Linked DNA regions of Homo sapiens: region 2 is linked to region 1. The links are chromatin loops, found by intact Hi-C in ENCODE. Cell type or tissue: heart left ventricle. All regions are shown on one strand. Each heading gives the region's core, and the rest is flanking DNA. Links, peaks and the distances in the headings are about the cores only.

Region 1 (5,647 bases), core at 196-5,195:
TGCCTGTAATCTCAGCACTTTGGGAGGCTGAGGCGGGCGGATCACCTGAGGTCAGGAGTTTGAAATCAGCCTGGCCAGCATGATGAAACCCCTTCTCTACTAAAAATATGAAAATCAACCTGGCGTGGTGGTGCACTCCTGTAGTCCCAGCTACTCAGAAGGCTGAGGCAAGAGAATCGCTTAAACCCTGGAGGCAGAGGTTGCAGTGAGCCGAGATTGTGCCACTGCACTCCAGCCTGGTGGCAGAGTGAGACTCCATCTCAAAAAAAAAAACAGAAAGAAAATATAGGCTACTTTACCACCCACCACCTCTACCAGCAGTGTATTTGAGTATTTCTTTCCACCTCCTCCAGAACTAGAGATCTTAAGATACAGACCTTAGAGTCTCAAGATGTCTTACAAGTTGTCAGGAAAAGGGGCACCTCCTCCTCTGCATCCTCTGTAGAGATCTCCTATGCTCACCCTCGGAGGCGTGTGCCCCTGTCTAGCACAGTGTTTCTCATCCTCAGCATTATTGACATTTTAGACTAGATAACTCTTTGTTGTGGGGGGCCTGATCTGTGAATTGTAGGATGTCTGGCAGCATCCCTGGGCTCTATTAGAAGCCACACCTCTAAGTCCTTGGCAATCAAAATGTCTCCAAACATTGTCAAATAACTCGTGGGGAGCAAAATTCCCTCTGGTGAGAAGCACTTGTTACCATTCCTACTCTTTCACACTGCAGTGAATCTTCCTTTCTCGTATGGTATGTTTTTTTTTATTTTTATTTTTTTGAGACAAAGTCTCACTCTGTCACCCAGGCTGGAGTGCAGTGGCACAACCTTGGCTCACTGCAACCTCCATCTCCAGGGTTCAAGCAACTCTCCTGCCTCAGCCTATGAAGTAGCTGGGATTACCAGCACTTGCCACCATGCCTGGTTAATTCTTGTATTTTTAGTAGAATTTATCTACAGAGGAAGATCGTGCCTTTCCTTCTCCGGGCTGAACACAACTGGGAAGGACATACCAGCTGGAGCAGCTCAGCACAGTCAGGAAAGAGCAAATTCGTTCCTGATTCACTAACTGCACTCATCCTGTGTACTCAAGAACGGAATATATTTAGATGGAATTGCAGATGAACTGCTGCTGCCTTATTATTATACTACTGCCCAAAACTCTGGAACCACATAGGTTCTGGCAATAGGATATCTCTCACTGCCCACACTCTTTCAGCATAACTCAGGAGTGGAGATTTGGATGGCAAAAGATACTTAAAATATTACTGTGGGAATTAGGAATAAAACGGGCCCCTCAATAAGGATAGCTGAGGGAAGCATTCTGACTAGGTAGAAATCACATAGATGAGACATAATTCTTTTCTGCTCCAATTCCTGGTATCTTGGAAATATGTTGACCTGGGCTTTGTGTGGCACTTTTATTGCCACTTGATAATTCTGTTATAAATGGAAAATTATTGTAGGTAACTCTTACTGTCACGTAATTTTTCTGGAGTTAAATATAGAAAAGGAATTATTGGCTATAGCATACGTGTAGTTTTGTCTTTGCTAAATAATTCCAGGTTGTTTTCCAGAGTGATTTACCACTTTACACGCTCAGCAGTGGTATATAGGTGTTCCTGATATTGTAAGACTTAAAGTTTTGCAGTTTGGTGGATGTAAATGGCATCTAATTGTTTCAATGGTCCTGTATTATTAAGGAGGTTGAGAATCTTTTCATATGTTTAATGGCCATTTGTGCTGCCTCCTCCTTTGAAATGCCTGTTAAGTCTTCTCCCCATTTTTTATTGAGTTATTTTGTTATTCCAAATGGATCCTTCCCCCTTCTCCCATGTCCAGTTCCTAGAACCAAATGGATTTTTAGGAGTTTTGTTTACTCTGAATACTGATCCTTTGCCAGTTATTTTTTTTATTTTTATTTTTATTTTTATTTTTTTTAAAGACAGAGTCTTGCTCTGTCTCCCAGGCTGGAGTGCAGTAGTGCAGTCTCTGCTCACTGCAACCTCCACCTCCCAGGTTCAAGCGATCCTCCTGCTTCAGTCTCCCAAGTAGCTGGGATTACAGGCATGAGCCAACACTCCCGGATAGGGTTTCACCATATTGGCCAGGTTGGTCTCAAACTCCTGACCTCAAGTGATTTACCCACCTCGGCCTCCCAAAGTGCTGAGACTACAGGTGTGAGCCACTGCGCCCAGCCATATATATAGAATTTTTTTTTTTTTTTGAGACAGAATCTCGCTCTGTCTTGCAGGCTGGAGTGCAATGGCACAATCTCAGCTCACTGCAACCTCTGCCTCCCGGGTTCGAACGATTCTCTTGCCTCAGGCTCCCAAGTAGCTGGGACTATAGGCACGTGCCACCATGCCCAGCTAATTTTTGTATTTTTAGTAGAGACGGGTTTCACCATCTTGGCCAGGCTGGTCTCAAACTCCTGACCTCAAGTGATCTGCCCGCCTCGGCCTCCCAAAGTGCTGGGATTGCAGGAGTAAGCCACTGCGCCTGGCCTAGAAGTTTATATATTGAATTATCTTCCAGCTTATGGCTTGGCTTTTGACTTTGGTGTCTTCTGATGAATTGAGGTTCTTAAATGTAGCATGATTTATTGGGCTTTATATTTTTTATTATTCCTTTATATTTTGCATTTTCTGTCTTGAGAAAAAAAGTCTTTGTACTGAGATAAAAGGAAGCTTAGTTCTGTGAGAAAGTAGAGACAAAGATGCTCTAAACATCTTTCTCTGTCCTGTTATTGTTCAGGGGTAAAAATGTCTTTAGCTTCTGATTGCCTTCATTTCTGCTTTTTGTTTTGTAGATACAAGTCCAATTCTGCTCAACTGCTTGTTGAGGCTCGAGTTCAGCCTAATCCATCAAAACATGTGAGTGTCTATTACTTGAATGAGGCTTCTCCTAATTGCATGTGGTTCTTGCTTTGGCTTGCAGTGTCCTTAAGAGCTATCTTTACTTGGCTGGGTGCGGTGTGGCTCACGCCTGTAATCCCAGCACTTTGGGAGGCTGAGGCGGGTGGATTACGAGGTCAGGAGATCGAGACCATCCTGGCTAACACGGTGAAACCCTGTCTCTACTAAAAATACAAAAAAAAAAAATTAGCCGGATGTGGTGGCAGGCACCTGTAGTCCCAGCTACTCGGGAGGCTAAGGCAGGAGAAAGGCGTGAACCCGGGAGGCGGAGCTTGCAGTGAGCCAAGATCATGCCACTGCACTCCAACCTGGGCGACAGAGCGAGACTCTGTCTCAAAAAAAAAAGGAGCTCTCTTTGCTTTGTTTATAGTTCAACATGCCCACAATATTTGTTCTAGTATTGACTTAAATCTTCTGTTATGGTTTGAAAAGTTTCCTTATAGATAGGGACTAAGTCATTGCCTGTCCTTGGGCCCTCTCCAGCCCCACTTTCCTCTCTGCACTTTCAGCCTGCACTCCATTCCTTCTGGGTGCTTTGGTGTGTCTGAGATTACTGCATATGTCTTCTGTTTGTGCCTTCCCTTCCTAGAATGTTCAGACTCTGGCTCCACCTTTGCTTATAGGGAGGGAATTCACCTTTAAAGACCCCAGTCCGGCCAGGCACGGTGGCTCACGCCCATAATCCCAGCACTTTGGGGGGCCGAGGCGGGCGGATCACTTGAGGTCAGGAGCTTGAGACCAGCCTGGCCAACATGGTGAAACCCCATCTCTACTAAAAATACAAAAATTAGCCAGGCCTGGTGGCGCATGCCTGTAATCCTAGCTACTTGGGAGGCTGAGGCAGGAGAACTGGTTGAACCCGGGAGGTGGAGGTTGCAGTGAGCCAAGATCGCACCCCTGCATGCACTCCAGCCTGGGCGACAGACACTCCATCAGAAGAAAAAAAAAATCTAAGCCACCTCTGACAAAGCCTGTCTCCTGGATCATTCCCCTGGAAACTCACCTAATTATATCTATAAACTTTTACATGTGTGTTATAGTGATTAACTCATATCATTTTACCACCCCTACCATAGAAGCTGTATTTTAACAATGCATAGCAATTTCCTGTTTATCTAGGAGCTAAACGAACATATGTCGAATATTTTTTGAATGAGGGCCATGCTAAAATAGATCTTGGAAGGCAGAATTGGGGCTCAGATCACCACATAATTTCTGCAGCCTCTTAAGACAAAGGTTTCCAGAAGCAAAATGGATAAACATGAGAATCCAGTTCTTTTTCTCAACTTGTTTTTTTATATTCCCAGTTAACTAAAAAGAACCTAATGTTCTTGTAAGTGGACTTTTCCATTGGTTTGTGGTTTTAGCCAAGGTCCCCAGATTGTCTTTCTCTGCCAGTTTGTGTAGCATGATGTGGATTCTGGAGTTCATGCTATACAGTTATTTGCACACATTCTAGAAGAGTTTCTTCCCCTAGTTGGTGTCTCCACATCCCCCCCGCCAATATTAATTACATGTGACATCTGGTGTATTAAGGATGAGTTGTAACTTGGTAAAGGCTGTAGTATTTTGTGGTTTGGGTACGTCGATATAGTGAAACCACTGTCCTTGACAAGTAAAACTACAGTGTTGGCTGTTAGAAGATTTATAAACTCATCCTCTAATAACCTTTGTGACTAGGTTTCTAGTAGTTGTGAGGGGCAACTCTGCTGTGCTTAACAGGGGTAGTCTACAAAAGAAACCTGATAGCTTCTAAAAGAATTTGGACTAAGTGACTTCTAAGGACCTTGGCAATTCTGAAACCCTGAGTTTTTCAGTCTGCCATTATAAACCACTGTAAGTTCTCATTTCAGCCTTGTTTCTGCCTCTGAATCCTGGTGATTTTGCAAGCCCAGCCCAGCTGCCACCTCCTTCAGGAAGCCTTCCTGGTATATACTTTTAGCTTAGTACCCTTGGGACTCAGAGTCCACACATTGCAGTTGAGCTCTGATACTTGTTGCAGGGTGAGGATCACTTTCCATGCACCCGGCTGCATGAGGTACCCTTATGGCCTTCTGGACCTGACTCCTCTTTGGCTCATGTGGCTCTGTTTCTCTCCAGGTTCCCACATCCCATCCCCCTCACCACTGTGCAGTGTGTATGCAGTTTGTGCGAAAGGAAAACCTACTCTCTCTGGCCTGTCAGCACCAGTTTTGCCGCAGCTGCTGGGAGCAGCACTGCTCAGTTCTCGTCAAGGACGGCGTGGGCGTGGGTGAGTCTGCCACAAAACTTATAAAAAGCTGGCATGAAGTGTTTATCTTTGACTCTGCCTTTTCATGTACTCAAGTAAACTGAGTATTTTCTTCTGAGCCTGATTGGGGTTTTTATCATCAGAACTAGTGATTTTCAAATACATCCATACAAACAGTGACAAAGTTTTCCCCAGTCCTCAGCAAAACGAGAAAACTAAATATACTGTTGTAAATGTTGGCGTGAGTGCAGAGCTACCTTCTCTCACCTTTTGGGAGAACGATCCTTTAAGCTGCCTACCTTGATTCCACAAGTGGCAGCCATAACTCAGAAATGCCCACAAGAGTTTGCTGCTATTTAGGTAACATAGCACAAATCAAATTTGATGATTAGTTACAGAAGTATTTGTTATACTGTGATTTGATGATACTGAAACACATTAGCATCGCATTAATTGATATCTGCAAAGTCCCACAATTGGTGATAATCACCTCTAAATAATGTTAA
Region 2 (5,647 bases), core at 380-5,379, 350 kb after region 1:
GAAAGTCTGCTGCCCAAGGCTGGTCTGATATGCAATGGCAGACTCAGTCATCTCAGCACTGAGGGAGGTAAGACAGAATACTGAAATTCAAATTCTGATGCACAGAACCTCAAGATATATAGTATGGCACTCCTCTTCTCAGTAACTATTCATTGATAACTTATCTATTTTCTTGAGCTTAAAAGGGCAAAAATCGGCCGGGCCTGATGGCTCATGCCTGTAATCTTAGCACTTTGGGAGGCCAAGGTGGGAGGACTGCTTGAGGCCAAGAGTTCAAGATCAACCTGGTCAACATGGCAAGACCCTGTCTCTATTTATTTATTTATTTTTAAAAAGGGCAAAAATCCATACAAATCATTTGAGATATCCAAGACCTGTCAATTTCTTAAACAGACAACATTTCAGGGTGATAGAAATTAAAGAAAAATTTTATTTGATGTTTAAAATGTTCTAGAAAATACTGCCAGTTTTCATAGTAAATTCAATCAAAAAGAAACCAAATTAAGGGCATATAAGGATACTTTTTATATGCTTGAAAATTAACACAGTAAGATTTAAAAAAAAAAAAACTCTATCCTTAGGCTGGGTGCAGTGGCTCATGCTTACAATCCCAGCACTTTGGGAGGCTGAACTTCTCTTTACAGAACAGAAAAAGCCAGGCATAGCAGCACGTGCCTGCAGTCCTAGCTACTCGGGAGGCTAAGCCGAGAGGATCCCTTGATCCCAGGAGTTTGAGGTTGCAGTGAACTATGATCATGCCATTGCATTCCAGTCTGGGCAACAAAGCAAGACCCTATCTATTAAAAAATACTCTATCTTTGACAGACAAGTCAGAAGCAAAACTTCTCTTCAGAAAATTTACTATAATCTGGGAAATGCTGAGCACTAGGGCAGGGACTTGTCTCCAGACCTTCAGGCAACTGTGGAACAAACCCTGGGCATTACAGGCTGGAATATAGGAAGCCAGGAGAAATGTCTGAATCTCAGGCATATATATTAGGTAAGCAAGATCTCACTCTGATTTGTGACTGGGTCTCATGCCACACTCTGAAAACAGACACTATGCCTCCAAACAAGGATACCTCTGCTCCTAAGAGACACTGTAGTCAAGCCTCTGGACTCCCAGGCACCTTTCTACTGGTAAGTCCTGCTCCCCAGGCATGTCACGTGATTATCAATTACAACTCAAACGTGTGCCTGATACCATGGTGGGACCCTGTAACATCCCTGTGCCCAGGCCCAAAGTGAGGCTCTGGACAAACCAGGCAAAGCCCATCCCTGCCCTCCTTAATCTACTGCACTCCACTTGCTTCTCAGATGTTCTCCAGACTGAATGCTGCTCTGAGGATGAATCTATCCTATCCTTTAAGACTAGGCCAGGCGTGGTGGCTCACGCCTGTAATCCCAGCACTTTGGGAGGCTGAGGTGGGCGGATCACATGAGGTTGGGAGTCCGAGACCAGTCTGACCAACACAGAGGAACCCCATCTCTACTAAAAATACAAAATTAGCCAGGCATGGTGGCACATGCCTGTAATTCCATCTACTCAGAGGCTGAGGCAGGAGAATCACTTGAACCCGGGAGGTGGAGGTTGCAGTGAGCCGAGATCGCGCCATTGCACTCCAGACTGGGAAATGAGAGCGAGACTTCATCTAAAAAAAATAAAATAAAGACTGACCTCAAGTATCCAGCGTCTGGTACCTGGAATTATAATTAAGATAATGATAAACTCTTTTAATTTAACTTTATTTATTTATTTTGAGAGTGTCTCACTCTGTCACCCAGGCTGGAGTGCAGTGGTCCAATCTCAGCTCACTGCAGACTTCACCTCCCCAGTTCAAGCAATTCTCATGCCTCAGCCTCCCCAGTTCAAGCAATTCTCATGCCTCAGCCTCCCGAGTAGCTGGAATTACAGGTGCATGCCACTATGCCTGGCTATTTTTTTATTTTTAGTAGAGACAGGGTTTTACCATGTTGGCCAGGCTAGTCTCGAACTCCTGGCCTCAAGTGATCTGCCCGCCTCAGCCTCCCAAAGTGCTAGAATTATAGGCGTAAGCCACCAAGCCCGGTTAACTTATTTTTCATTCATTCATTCAATCATTTATTTATTTTTACAAAGATAATCTTTATTGACAGTCACAGGCCACAGGGGTGAGCCCTGAGGTTTGGGTTCTGGGATGAAGGAGAACCCCTGCCCCCTGCCCTGGGCCTCTGCTGGCTGAGGGGACCTCCATGGTGCTCAGACTACAACCAGGACCTCCCTGGCAGCCCAGGAGTGTGGGTGCCGCAGAGACAGGCCCCTTGCAGAGCTGACCTAGAGCCCACCCTCCCCATAGCCTGTGTGAGCACAAAGCCAGGACCCACAGGCTGTGCCCCGGGCTTGTCACTGATGCCAGTGGAGGTTGGCAGCTGCCCCTCTTAGCACCTGAGACAGTGAAAGAAGGCAGCTGCTGCCATGAAGAAGACGCTCTGTGGACAGACTTGCTGGGGCTGAGTTGAGGGGCGCACAGAGGCAGGCCCTGCCCATGGTCTGGTCAGCTGTCCCTGCCACCACTACTTTTCTGGTCTGAGGCTGTAGCCTTGGTCAGGTTCCCAGCTTCCCTCTTCAGGACACTGAGCAAAGTCTGGGAGCTCTCCAGCATCTTGAGGTAGGTGGCCTCCGTCTCCGCGATGGTCTGGTAGAACTTACTGCAAGAGGCAATCTTGCGTGCCAGGTTCTCGTTGACGCGGGCCAGCTTCTCGTTGACGCAGGCCAGCTTCTCTGTCAGCTGCCTCACCTCATTCTGCAGCCGCTGTTTCTTGTCCTCCTCCTGCTGGATCTGCCAGCACAGCTCCTCCTGCTTCTGGCATAGCTCCTCTATGCATTTGACCAGCTTGTTGTCGTAGTTCTGCAGCGCCATGCCCTGCTGGGTCAACATCTCCTGGGGCCCCCTATTTTTTTTTTTGAGATGGAGTTTCACTCTTTTTTTGTTTTGTTTTGTTTTTTGTTTGTTTGTTTTTTTTTTTTTTTTGAGACAACAGTCTTACTCTGTTGCCCAGCCTGGAGTGCAGTGGCGTGATATCGGCTCACTGCATGCTCCGCCTCCTGGGTTCACATCATTCTCCTGCCTCAGCCTCCCGAGTAGCTGGGACTACAGGCGCCTGCCACCATGCCCGTGGTGTTTTTTTTTTTTTTTAAGTATTTTTAGTAGAGACGGGGTTTCACTGTGTTAGCCAGGATGGTCTCAATCTCCTGACCTCGTGATCCGCCCGCCTCGGCCTCCCAAAGTGCTGGGATTACAGGCATGAGCCACTGCGCCCAGCCTGAGATGGAGTTTCACTCTTGTTGCCCAGGCTGGAAAGCAATGGTGAAGTCTCAGCTCACTGCAACCTCTGCCTCCTGGGTTTAAGCGAGTCTCTTGCCTCAGGCTCCCAGGTAGCTGGGATTACAGGCACACGCCACCACGCCTGGCTAATTTTTGCATTTTTAGTAGAGACAGGGTTTCACCATGTTGGCCAGACTGGTCTTGAACTCCTGACCTTAGGTGATCCGCCCGCCTTGGCCTCCCAAAGTGCTGGGATTATAGGCATGAGCCACCGTGCCTGACCTAATTTTATTTTTTTAAGAGACAGGGTCACATTATGTTGCCTAGGATGGTCTCAAACTCCTGGGCTCAAGCAATCTTCCCACATCAGCCTCTCAAACTGCTGGGATTACAGGCATGAGCCACCAGTGCCCAGCTACAATAAACTCTTAACAGTCAGAATACTTGCTGCCTTACCAAAAGTCAAGCTGTGACTCCACACCAACACTGTGAACACCATCTGTAGGCAAAGGTGGCTTTCTTAACTTCAGGGACACCAATCTCTTCTGGCTCTGGGCTGGCAACCTTAAAGGGCCTTATAGACCTCAGGCAAGTGACGTTAAAGGGAAAGAGAGAAACAGATGGAAAGAGACAAAGCCAGGTCTACACAAACCCTTGAGAAACTAATATTAAGTTAGCTGGAGCAATTCACATGGAAGAGAAAACTCTGAAAATGCCCAGAATTTACAAGGTGGTCCTCATTAGTGAAAAAAAGACAATTAAATATAAACAACCGGCCAGGTGTGGTGGCTCACGCCTGTAATCCCAGCACTCTGGGACGCCAAGGCGGGTGGATCACCTGAGGCCAGGAGTTCGAGACCAGCCTGGCCAACGTGGTGAAATCCCATCTCTACTAAAAATACAAAAAATTAGCCGGGCGTGGTGGCACGAACCCGTAATCCCAGCTGCTCAGGAGGCTGAGGCAGGAGAATCGCTTGAACCTGAGAGGCAGAGGTTGCAGTGAGCCGAGATCGTGCCACTGCACTCCAGCCTGGGTGACAGAGCAAGACTCTGCCTCAAAAAAAAAAAAAAAACAAACCACCATCACCACCACCAAGGAATCCATCCATGGAAACATTTACTATCCTCTGCCAAGAAATATATTAAATTGGAGGGAGGACTGTTGAGGGATAAATAAATAAATAGAAATACATTGGCCAGGCATGGTGGCTCACACCTGTAATTCCACCACCTTGGGAGGGATTGCGCCACTGCACTCCTGCTTGGGTGACAGAGCAAGACTGCATCTCAAAAAAAAAAAAAAAGAAATATATAAAACTGACTCTATTGGTAGGTTTTAAAAAAGTTATTAAGCCAACTAGTGACCTTCCTTCGATGACATATTCCCTTGATGTACGTTTTCTTGTTATTTTTTGAGACGGAGTCTTGCTCTGTTGCCCAGGCTGGAGTGCAGTGGCGCGATCTCGGCTGACCGCAACCTCCGCCTCCCGGGTTCAAGAGATTCTCCTGCCTCAGCCTCCCGAGTAGCTGGGACTACAGGAGCATGCCATCACACCCAGCTAATTTTTTTGTATTTTTAGTAGAGACGGGGTTTCACCATATTGGCCCAGGATGGTCTTGATCTCTTGACCTCGTGATGTGCCTGCCTCTGCCTCCCAAAGTGCTGGGATTACAGGCATAAGCCACTATTTCCATTCCCTCAATTTCAACTTCTCTGTGTCTTTGACACACAATGTATTACTAAACATGTTTGTTTGTTTGTTTGTTTGTTTGTTTTCTGAGATGGAGTCTTGCTCTGTCACGCAGGCTGGAGTGCAATGGTGCCATCTCAGCTCACTACAACCTCCACCTCCTGAGTTCAAGCAATTCTCCTGCCTCAGCCTCCCAAGTAGCTGGGATTACAGGTGCACGCCACCACTCCTGGCTAATTTTCTGTACTTTTAGTAGATAGGGGGGTCTCGCTATGTTCACCAGGCTGGTCTTGAACTCCTGACCTCAAGTGATCCACCCACCTCCGCCTCCCAAAGTGGGATTACAGGCCATGAGCCACTGTGCCCAGCCTTGTTTTGTTTTCTTGTGTTTTGAGACAAGCTCTTGCTCTGTCACCCAGGCTGCAGTGCAGTGCACAATTATAGCTCACTACAGCCTCAAACTCCTGTGCTCAAGGGATCCTCCCACCTCAGCCTCCCAAGAAGCTGGAACTGCAGGCACAAGCTACCATGCCCAGCTAATTTTTAAAAAAAATTTTGTAGAGACAGGAGTCTTGCTATGTTGACCAGGCTGGTCTCAAACTCCTATCCTCAAGCAATCCTCCCACCTCAGCTTTCCAAAATGTTGGGATT

The links. A loop is a pair of places that touch in the nucleus more often than their neighbours do. Peaks named below come from ENCODE experiments on the same cell type or tissue, not always from the same donor. Only the 100,000 strongest peaks of a DNase experiment are listed, where the experiment ranks them.
Region 2: it touches region 1 in a loop (2.5-fold over the local background); 1 of 110 quality-filtered maps calls a loop at or near these places.

What each region holds. Positions count from the first base shown.
Region 1 is chr3:48,962,114-48,967,760 of GRCh38, forward strand. ARIH2 (ariadne RBR E3 ubiquitin protein ligase 2) reads left to right here. Exons shown (of 16, transcript NM_006321.4): 5 at 2,806-2,869; 6 at 5,012-5,162. Among named protein-coding and RNA genes, the nearest start is that of P4HTM, 25 kb to the right of the region's middle. RefSeq lists an enhancer at 1,429-2,076. In heart left ventricle, for the core only: no CTCF peak of the experiment used is centred there; no DNase peak of the experiment used is centred there.
Region 2 is chr3:49,314,548-49,320,194 of GRCh38, forward strand. All of the region lies in intron 6 of USP4 (ubiquitin specific peptidase 4), which reads right to left. LOC124906236 (Sjoegren syndrome nuclear autoantigen 1 homolog) reads right to left here and starts at 4,515. Exons shown (of 2, transcript XM_047449404.1): 1 at 3,762-4,515; 2 at 2,105-2,931. The coding sequence starts at 2,918. The coding sequence ends at 2,535. RefSeq lists enhancers at 1-24, 1,945-2,446, 2,447-2,946. In heart left ventricle, for the core only: no CTCF peak of the experiment used is centred there; a DNase peak (open chromatin) is centred at 2,404.